2 separate regions of the Mus musculus genome follow, and region 1 is linked to region 2. Evidence: chromatin contacts called from ENCODE Hi-C or POLR2A ChIA-PET data. All regions are on one chromosome and are shown on one strand. The core of a region is the stretch at or near the end of the contact, and the rest is flanking DNA. Distances in the headings are between cores, read along the strand shown. Region 1 overlaps Pdcd1lg2 (programmed cell death 1 ligand 2). Region 2 holds the start of Cd274 (CD274 antigen).

What was found. A loop is a pair of places that touch in the nucleus more often than their neighbours do. ChIA-PET counts read pairs that join two places held with the same protein, here RNA polymerase II (POLR2A).
Region 1: a map of v-Abl transformed pro-B cells shows a loop between it and region 2 (2.9-fold over the local background). The contact joins the enhancer-like site here to the promoter of Cd274 in region 2. A Hi-C loop is called at or near these places in 4 of 37 maps with a recorded cell type or tissue (CH12.LX, heart and v-Abl transformed pro-B cells). POLR2A ChIA-PET finds 5 or more read pairs at or near these places in 1 of 5 experiments (Patski).

Annotation. Positions count from the first base shown.
Region 1 is chr19:29,416,701-29,421,930 of GRCm38, reverse strand. The region is part of intron 1 of Pdcd1lg2 (programmed cell death 1 ligand 2); the gene reads right to left. Among named protein-coding and RNA genes, the nearest start is that of Pdcd1lg2, 8.4 kb to the right of the region's middle. Within about 2 kb of position 2,971, at least 1 of the 3 ENCODE cell types and tissues checked has a DNase peak (open chromatin) inside an H3K27ac peak, as active enhancers do.
Region 2 is chr19:29,366,149-29,371,952 of GRCm38, reverse strand. Cd274 (CD274 antigen) reads right to left here and starts at 4,515. Exons shown (of 7, transcript NM_021893.3): 1 at 4,447-4,515. It also overlaps a transcript of Plgrkt not described here.

The DNA of each region.
Region 1 (5,230 bases), core at 1,722-4,221, 52 kb before region 2:
AGACCAGAGCTGGTGTATCAATATGTATTAATTGACTAAGCAGAAAGCATGAAGCTGTTGAGTGCTGCCACCCCCAACGTGCCTGTTGTATGGTTTGTCTCTTAATGAGCTTTCTAATTATTAGCTTTCAAATTACTTATTTCTTGGAGGGGGGGTTGAAGCAGGGTCTCAGATTGTCTAGGCTGGCCTCTATCTATGTTACATAGCATAGGCTGACTTTGAACTCCTGATCTTGCTTCCACTTTCAAGTACTAGGATTACAGGCAAGTGTCACCGTGACTGACCCACTTTTTATTCTTTTGGACATATTAAATTGAGGTTAATTTTTATTACTTGTTCTAAGATATACCTCAAAGAAGCTTAGTAGAGTCTGTATGCTGAAAATGTTTACCTCCACGTTATAAAGACTTTTATCAGCTAACTGTTAATTGTCTTACACAATGGATTTCATTGTAACTCTTCAGGTATGTTTATAATGTACTTTGGGTTATGTTTAGTCCATTTACTGGATCTGCCACTTCCCCCATCTCCTCATTGCCCCCTTCCTCATTAGCAATTCTATAAATGGCATTGAATTCTTCCTTATGGCTGACTAATGTTCTATCATCATTCATATATATATATATATATGTATATGCATATATATGTATATATATGTATATGCATATATATGTATATATACATATATGCATATATACATATGTATGTATATATATTCCATTTATCTATCAGTGAGCACCTGGGTCAGCAACATAACTTGCTTACTATAAATGGTAGAGCAATAAGCATGGATATATGAATATTTGGAAGCTGACGTAGACTTCACTGGGTATACTTGGAGGAGGGGAACAGCTGGATCATATGGTGGTGCCAGTTTTAGTTGTTTTATTAAGGAATATCCATGCTGATTTCCATAGTGGCTGTACTAATTTACACTCCCATCAGCAGTGTGCAAGGGTTAATTTTGCCTGCATCTTTGCCAATATCTGTTGTTTTGATGTTTCCTTGACGATAGCCATTTTGATTGGGTGGGTGTCTGTGTTTTATGAGAGCTCTCAGGTCTGCCGGGGTCAGGAGGTGTGGTAGGCCCTGCTCTAGGGGACAGGAGGTATGACTGGCAGGCCCTGCTCTAGCTCAGTGTGGCTCCATCTCCTGTTTCACTTCTGACCTCAGGTTTTCTGCATCCACAGAGTGCTCATGTTTGAAGCCAGCTGGGAAGACACACTGCTGTCAACCCTTCTGTCTTGAGGCTTTATTAGCCAGAGTAAGCTGCACGCCTCAGGCCCGGGAAAGCAGAGCCAGTAAGCCGGTGGAGGGCTTCGCTCTGGAGCCCCGGGGACTTTGTCTGCATTTTTAGAGAGGACGGTGCTTTGGTTAGAGAGTAGACTGCTTTGGAAGGATGAGCTGCAACGCAGCCTTAGGAGGGCACTGTATACATTTGCACTAGGGTGCTGGGCTAGTGGAGGGCGTGATCTGTGGAGGGTTTTAAAGATGTGTTCATTAAATTTATTTTTAAATGTTCAGCAGCTTTATTAAAATGTTGTTAACACACAAAAGCAGGCCGTATAAACTTAATGTAAACTCTTGGCACACTATTCATTCAGTTGGACTGCTTAGTATATGCATAGAGTTGGCTAACCAACACCACTATTTAATTTGGCAAATCTTAATTACCACTAAAAGAAGGAACCATATTCACTCAGAAATAGTCCCATTTCCCCTTCCTTTTTCCAGAATCCTGGCAGGTGTCCATCTGTGTTGGTCAACTGCTTGTGTTGACATTTCATAGAAATGACATTGAGTAGCCCTTGACCTTTTGTGGCTTGCTTCTTGCACTGAGCATGATGTAAGGTTTATCTGTTGTGCAGCACACATCAATACTTTATTCCTTTCATAATGGGAAGATATTGCATTGTATAATAAGCCAAATGTGTTTATTACTTGCTAACATTTTCTCATAAGAACTAAGTCTGTTCTGTTCATATCTGGGTCTCTAATCTGTTTTGAGTTCATTTTTGTGTATGAGCAAGGTTCTTTTGCACATACTCCAATAAATTTATTTTAAAAAACTAAACTGTCCTTTCTCTGTAGAATTATCCCAGCATCCTGGATGATAAACGTGGGGTGTATTCCTGGACTTTGCATCCATGTTGCTCAGGTCTGTGTCTGTTCTCTGCCCCCATCACATAGTGCCGTTTACTGTAGCTTTGTGAAAAGTTTGAAATTAGGAAGTAAGGCCGTCAGCTTTGTTCCTTCTGAAGTCCTCTCTCTCCCCCTCCCTCTGGCCCTTCCTCCTCCTTTCCCTTGAATTTCTCTCTCTTGAGTTTCTGTATGAATTTTAGGGTAGACTTGTCTATTCTGCACAAAAGGAACTGGTGTGCTTTGCTAGGAATTACATTGACTCAGCAGTTCCATAATTATCTCAACAATGTTGTCTTTCAAACTCTAAAAGCAGTCTTTCAGTTTTCTTTTCTTTTTCAGATTCTGAAATATTAAAAAAAATTATTATTATTGGCAACAAAGCCATGTGTAGGAGCAAGTGCCATGGTATGCATCTGGAAGCTAGCTTTATGAAGTTGGTGCTCTCCTTTCATGTTGTGTGAGGTTTAGGAATAGATCTTAGGTCACCAGGCTGGCTCAATAAGAATCTAGACTCACTAGGCTATCTCACCATACCAAGGTTTTAAACTTTTTATTTGCATACTTAAAAGCTTTACATTCTAATAGTTACACATTCTAATAATTAAAATAATTTGAAAAAAAAAGGCACTCTGATTATAGGACACGCTGCAGCCTGCAGGACACAGAGGGTGACCTTGGATTTTACTCCAGGTCTCACCACTTTCCAAATCCAGCTTCTTCGCTCACCAGCAGGACGTTCTTTCTCTTTCCTGCCAGTCAGACCTGTGGATGTGAGAGGCAAGCCGAGCCAGCCAGAACTTTGTTGCCAATTGTTACCGCTGTGAAAGGGAGAACCGAGTCTTTTAAACTTTGTCCAACCCCTTCACATTTTACAAAGCTAAACAGAGTAACCAAGTAAGGTCAGAAGGTGATGTTTGCTGAGCGCTCACTGCCTGTTGGTGGCACTTGCCTCACCATCTGCCCACTCCCGTCTGTTTGCTTGTTTCTTTTGAAGGAAGAGATTCTCTCTTAACATTTCTAGGCTCTTCAGTCTCCACTTACTGAACTACAGGATGTCAGCCACATCCGGTATTTCAGATAAGGTTGAGGAGAGAACCCAGCGAAGTGTGTGAGCAATAAAGCCTGATCTGTTATAGACTAGCCCATTTTCTTAGAGCTATGTTTTTGAAAACAAAACAAAACAACAACAAAAACAAAAAAAAAACAAAAAAACACCTGTAGGACATTGCTGACAGTATAGGTAATTAAAAGGAAATACAGACCTCCTGGGCTTAGGGATGGAGTCATTAGGACACTAGAGGGCTAGGAACATCCATTAGATCTGAAATGCCTGCTAGAGTGCCCAGAGAAGTTCCTCAAGATGTGGAAGGGCAGACAGTATAAAGCTGGAGGTAGAGATTGGACCTGCTTAATGGTCACGTAGGCCACAGCCTGCATGGCATCAGGGATGAGAGATGGGAAGAACAAAGTGGGAAGCAACAGACCTGAGGTACTGATTGCAACATGTCTGGACCATGTAAGTCTTCCTTACAAAATGCATAACTTGAAAAGTTATTGTCTTCACGCACAGTAGTTGGCACTTGCCAACGTTCTCACTTTTGGACAGTGACAGGGTGACAAGAGCCAGAGTTCTAGTGATGAATAGGCTCCTGGGCCACTCACCACTGGCTCAGCTTCCCTTTCTTCTTTAGCCACCCAAGGGGACTTTCCTGGAGCACTGCCTTCTTGGAACACTAAGGGGCAGACTCTGTTCTAAAGGTACTTTCCAGCCTGCAAATGCCTGTCCTACTAGTCTGTGCAATGGGTAAGAATGCACACTCTAAACCCAGACACATAAGCAATCAAAATCTGAGGTTACAAATGTATTAGCCTCTAACACATCAGACAGCTTAGAAAAGCTTTGTGCTTTATTTCCTCTCCTCCTCCTCCTTCTCTTCCTCCTCCTCCTCCTCCTCCTCCTCCTCCTCCTCCTACTCCTCCTCCTCCTCCTCCTACTACTACTCTACTACTACTACTACTACTACTACTACTACTACTACTACTACTACTACTACTACTACTACTACTCTACTACTACTACCACCACCACCACCACATGCCAGAATATTAGGAGTCATTCCATACTTTCCTCCCACCCTCTTGCTTCTACGCCCACTGTGCATCTTAGATGGTCCCTGTCCCTTCTGCTTTCCTGTGGCATCACCATAATTCTGATTCTCATTGCTTCTCATTCTACCCTAGTGCATCTTCCTCACTGCTGGCTCCCCCTTTGTGGCTCCCTCTACACCAGCCTTGTTGAGGCAGAGAGCATCAATCCTGGAACCATTCTTCACTCTTCTCTCACCCTGCGTCTGATTCATCAGCTAGTCCTATAGGCTGTCTCTTCACTGATCTTCAGAGCCTAATCACTTCTCACCACCCCAGAGATTCCGTACCATCTGGGACATTATCATCTCCTGTGGTGATTTCTGCACCTTTCTGATAGTAGGATTCCAAGACCCTACCTAATCTCATTATCTGACATTTGATTCCCAATACAGCAGCCAGGGTAATTATTTTAAAACACAAGTGCTATTGTTTTCAAGTCAAGTTTTTCTTAGGACAGCCTTTAAATGCTTTTCCTGCCCTGGTCTCTCTTACCTCTCGGTCACATAATGACCCATGCCCTTTCCATGAACAGGAACTCATGGTGGTTGCGAAAATCTAATCTCATTTTACTTTGTAAAAATAAATTTTTTTAACTTTATCTCAGTTTCTTTGTAAGTTAACTTTACCTCAGTTTCTTTGTAAGTTTTTAAAGATTAGTATGGCATCATATATGTCTTGTTAAAAGCCTTAAACTCTTTTACATTCATTACAACCCTTTTCTAGTTGCCTTATGTGGTTTCCTGTATCCTGAGTGTATCCTAGTCACCTATAATGATCACTTACAGCTCATTACTGGCATGTAAGGTCTCAGAAGTTTGTTAGATAGATAATAAATGACACGCACAATTTTTTACCCATGAGTCTGGCTCCCCGTTGGATTCCTTTTCTTTTAGATAAAAAGAAACTTGAGAAAGAACTTCCTATAAGTTAAGGCCACAAC
Region 2 (5,804 bases), core at 3,266-5,765:
ATTCCACATGATAAATCTTTTCCCCAGTAAAGACAGTACAGTGGTAACAGCTATGGGAAGGAAGGAGACTTCCATCTGGCCCGGTTACTCTAAGGTCTGGATGTCTGAATGCTAGTGTCCCCTCCGCTGAACACTTTCCTAATTCACTCGGCAAACACTGAGTATCTCCTCTGAATCTGGCACTATTTGGGGCACTGCTGAAGCAGCAGGTGGGAAACAGGAGCCATTCTTCCATGAAACCGGTGTCTAAAGGAGTGGGCTCAAAGGTGAGCGCTACATTCCAGCCAGTCTAATAGTTTACATTTTCTGCTTCTGTGTTATTCGCATGTTTACAACGTTCATGGGAGAGTAGGTCTTCCCTTACCGTCTCTCTGACCTGTGTGCTCATTCACAGTCAATCTGAAAGGTGTATAAAGCTGACGAGGACGGCTTCTGCATCCTAGCCTCTGAACTCAGTGAGAAAACTATACATCGGTCAAGAGGAAGACGGATGAGAGTCTCACATAGCTCGAAGGATAATCAATAAAAGCGGAAAGAACGCTCTCGATAAGAAAGTCCATGGAGGATCTGTGATACCATTTGGACCTTCTGCTCTACCAAAATTACAGACTCCTCATAGGTAGCATTAGTGAAGATACAGGGATTTCTTGACCTTTCCTGGAAAGGATGTGAAATTGTATAGCTTCTTAAAGGTCAATTTTGTAATCTCTTAAAACTTTAACTGTGCATGTCGTATGATCTCTCTATTCCTGTCTTGGAAATTCATCTTAGAAAATATAAGTCATATGTAACAGAGATGACACAGCCAACAACAGTCCCAGACTTGAAATACCCCATGTATTAGCTAATAAAACTGTGTATACTCAAAATACCGTGACGGATAACTGTGTATACTCAAAATACCGTGACGGATAGATTTCAGTATATGCACAGGGGATGAGTTTGCAGAGAAGTAGGAAGGAGCTTAGAGGGTAGTATATAAACAAAAATATTCTTGTGTCGTAGAACAACCCCACTTCTCTTGAAGACACTGCCTGACAGTGATTATCTGCAAAGGTAATTGTGGCTTTTATAGGGAAGACAGGTAAGTTCTTACACATTTATACTTAAAAAAAAGTTTTGTTTTTTTTTTTTTTACTTATTTTATGTATGTGAGTACACTGTCACTGTCTCTAGACACACCAGAAGAGGGCATCAGATCCCATTACAGATGGTTGTGAGCCACCATGTGGTTGGTGCAGTTTGAACTCAGTACCTCCGGAAGAGCAGCCAGTGCTCTTAACTGCTGAGCCATCTCTTTAGCCCACATTTATACTTTTTTTAAAGGGAAAGAGATAGAAAAGGAGAGATGAAATAGCAAATTTTTTCTTCATTTTTTTGTGTGTGTGTCCAATTTTCAAATGAGTGAATAATCATTTTACTTATTAGGAAAAATAAATCATTACACCTATCGAATTTCTTGTGAGGGACCCTGAAACGGAGCTCAGACGTTGTCACTGAGGTAGAGTGACCATTTCAGTTTATTTTTATGGTTGGATATTGTTGGTGTTGTTATAAAAACGAATGTAGGCACATTACACACATTCTCCTCTAGGGACCGTTTGGTAATATTGGCTAACATATTTATTTGGTTGCCAAAGCTTGCTTGGGACGAAGGAGAGCTGTTACTGATGTGATGAAATAGAGGCCCGAGATGCTGCCAAGACCCTGCCCTGCCGCCTTCCCCCCCTCCCGCCCCCCGCCCCGCCCCAAGGTGACAGACACTGAGATGGCCTACAGCACCACCAGTGCCAAGCTGGAGAAACGGTGACCACTCTCAGCATGTCTGTCAATAGTTTCTGTTCAGCCATTTTCCTCTACACTTTTAAAGATTGATTTATTTTATGTGTAAGAGTGTTTTGTCTGGGACTGGAGGGATGGCTCAGAGGTTAAGAGCACTGGCTGCTCTTACCAAAGTCCTGAGTTTAATTCCTAGCAACCATATGGTAGCTTACAACCAACCACCTATGAGACCTGGTGCTCTCCTCTGCCCTTCAGGTGTACACGCAGGCAGAACCCCATATAAATAATATAGAAAGAAATCTGTTTTGGGGTTTTGTTTTTGTTTTTTAAGAATGTTTTGCCTGCTTGTACATCTGCTTGCCATATGTGTGCCTAGTACCTCTGAGGTATCTCTCCAGCCCCCGTTGTCTCACACATGTAATAGCCATTTTTAAAATGTAAGATTATGGCATAATTTCCCCAAGTCTTGTATTTAACAGGCCCCTAACACGGAGCGCCTTTGCTGTTATGTGTTGTCCCTTTTTTCAGAGTCACAAATATGTGTGTGCTTGGCCAATGTTTGGGCGAGTACCAGTTGTGTACCAGGTCCAAGTTTAGGCTTGAATTATAGATTTCCCTAAGGAGATCTGCGGATCTAGGGAGAAAGACTATGGCAACTGATACCACTACATCTTTGTGCAGCACAAACATTACTTTTTAGATCCCCCCATTCAATTCTTGAAAAATGCAACTTGATTTGTTTAAATAAATATTTAGCTCTCAATAATTACCTGATTACTTATTTTGACTGTTAAGGTCATAGCCTTCTTGCTGATTATTATGAATCATTGATGTTAGAAAAGGGCAGATGCAACAGCATCTGAGAGACTGGGGGAAGAGGCTAGCCTGGGCTACATAGTGAGACTCTGTCTCAAACAACAACAAGAGCATGAAAATAAAAACAAACAACAACAACAAAACAAAAAATAAACAAACCAAACCAAACCAAGGACATTTACAAAAAGAGCAAAATCAAATGACTCATTATTAATCATATCTCTCCAGTTCATCTGCCCAAGCAGATGAGGCAGGATGACATCCAGGCCTGTGAGGACACAGTGACTGTTGCAATGAGGCCCTGGGAGAAATGGCCAAGCCGAGTACTAGACAGTCACAATGAGGTACATGATATCCACTGAAGACTGTACCTAATTTTTCCTACGTTGATGGCAGACTCAGTTGGAACAGTTATCTATTGCTTATGAGTCTGCTTTAAAGCTTAGTATAAAGTCTGAAAGGTGATGGGTTGGGTCTGATAGTCACCTTCTTCAGTATCATATCCTCCCCTCCCTGGCTCTCAGGGTGCAGGTGTGAGCAGTAGATCAAAAGGGGAAATTCAGGGACCATGTAAATCAGCATGGCCTTTGACCTCTAAACCTGCACCTCTTACATGGGCTAAGAGTCCAGGGTCACCTTCTCCCTCCCTCCGGCAAGAAACTGTAACCTTTCACAAATTCCCAGACAAGAGCTGAGAGCCTTTCACAGAACAGAGTTTAAAGTAAAGAAGTGACGCTCATTCAAGATGGGGAAATAGGTTTGTCCCAGGGGAAGTCCAGATGAAGATCTTGGAACGCCACTTCTTTATCTTCCCATGGGGGGGGGGGGCACGGGGGGGGATGGGGGGGGGAAGAGTGCCTGGGGCGGGGAGGGGAAGCAGATGCAAACTTCCTTTCTCAAAAGAGTGAAAATTTACCCAGTTTTCAAATTCTATCAAATGATCCTGAACCCTGTGCTCAAATCCATCCCTTCTCCATCCCTCCTTAGAGCAGCATATAACCACTATCATGTCTTCCTATCTATGATGCTCAGCTGGGAAAGGTGAATATTTTCCCTGTATAAAGTTCTCCTTAAACACCGCTTGGTCACTATCATCATCAGCTGCGGATACTTTCTGGAATGTATTCTCAGGTTGTTGTTTTTTTTTTTTCTACACAAAGGCCTTTCAGACACTCAAACATAATGAAGTACTTATACATATAAGAGTTTATCTAAATGAAATACCTAGCCATATTCCAGACAGTCACATACACAGATGGTCAGTGGATGACTGAGCTAGTAAGGCACTATTACTAACCTGTGCATTCCTCAGTGGGAGAGTGATGCCCTTTAATAACCCAGCACAATGGAATATAGCAATTAAAAAAAAACTGGCTAAGTAATTCATAGGAAAGCACCTGTAATAATTTATTTTTAAAAAAAGATAGAATATTGTACTTTCACCTCTTATGACAACCCCAACCTAAACTTTAACATAGCCTAGGTCACTGTATCTAAGAACTGTTTGGGACATTTTCTTCCAAAAATCCTTTAGGTTCTCTGGGCAGATAGAATGAAAATCTTAAGCTCCAGCATCCTAGACCTCGACAGAGGAAGGGACCTCCGGAGATGCTTCAAGTGGAAAGACCCAGTCATTGCTAGCAAACAGTCAAGTCGCGCTAGGACCAATTAATTCATCTCTTCTGACCCAGCTACCTACCCACAAGATCCATAAACACACAAAACTGCGGATTCTGAGTTCTTAACTTTCCCAGGAAACCGGTTCCCTTCTCCGTCCTAAAAAGGTCTAGGGATTCTGGCTCTTTAAAGTGCCCTGCAAGCGGATTCCGCGAGAAGATGCTCCCTTACCTGCAGGCGAGGAGACTGGCCCGCGACGTGCAAGTGCAGCCTGGCATGAGGCTTGGGGACCACGATTTCCTGGTCTTATCTCGAGTTCAGAGCCCCGCCCACTCCGCGGAAGCCTTGTCCAACCTCCGCTGTCTGTGAAACCGAAGCCACCCAGTCCCTTTGAGCATGAGTTTATCTCATAGTATTTCCTGCGGATGACTTTAGAGTCAGCTTTGGGATATTCACAGTTTAAGAAAAAACGAAACTAGGCTTCGGTGCGGTGACACACGCCTTAATTCCAGTACTCAGGAGCCAGTGGCAGGTGAGTCTCTGGTCTATAGAGAGAGCTCCAAGACAACCGGGCTGCTACTGAGAGGCTGTCGATAAAAACAAAAACAAACAAACACTATTTAAAAACGAAACTAAAAGTGAAAGTGAAACCTGCATTAGCTTTCTTGTAAATCAGGTTCCCTCAAAGAAACAGTCCAGAGTAAACAACTCAGCTCTATTTTGGGTGGGAGTGGAACCTGAGGTCGGGGGTGGGGGTGGGGGGGAGCGTGTGCTTGGAGATCCACATAGGTTGCCTTCCTCTACAGCTCCCACCTTGATTTTTGAAAGAGGGTCTCTCTTACCTAACCTCGGGCTCGCAGCTGGCCAAACTAGCCGGCCAGCGTGGTCCAGGGATCCCCATCCGCGCCCCTGCTGCCAGGGCTAGGGTCTCAGAAATGGGCCATCACTGCATTTATTATGGGTAATGAGGACCCGAATTTCAAATCTTCAGGCTTGAGCAGTGAGCGCTTTAGAAGCAAAATATCTGAAGTCATAAGATCTCTGACTTAAATTTTATCTTCAGAATCCAGACACTTCAAATTACCATCCGATTCCCCATCTCTTTCAAGCCCTTTCTGGATACGTGGATACGTGACAGTCTTGACATGACTTTACATATAGAGTTATACAACCTATAGAGTTAATATCAAGCAAATGACTCAGTTTTAATTCTAGAAAGTAGGTGTGTCTGTATAATAGGAAATATATTTTTAAATCGTGGATTTGGTGACTTCCTCAAAGTTCCTCGACATAATGAAACCAGTTGTCTTGCCGTTCAAGAACTTCCCATCTCGAACCGTGCCCTTTGTGAACGCTGTGGATCACGGCCAGTCTCGGGATCCAGGTGGGGGAAGTCTATTCTAAATGATGTTGAGAAAGACTTTCTGCGAACTGGAAGTGTGGACTTTTTCCAAGACAAAACCTTGGGAACTCCACAGAGCACTGTCATCTTTAAACATTTCACTGTTGGACTTCAAGGGCCTTCTTCATTCTCTGCTTTCCCCCACTTACTTACTAAAACTACTATTCCAAAGTAGTGCACTGGGTGA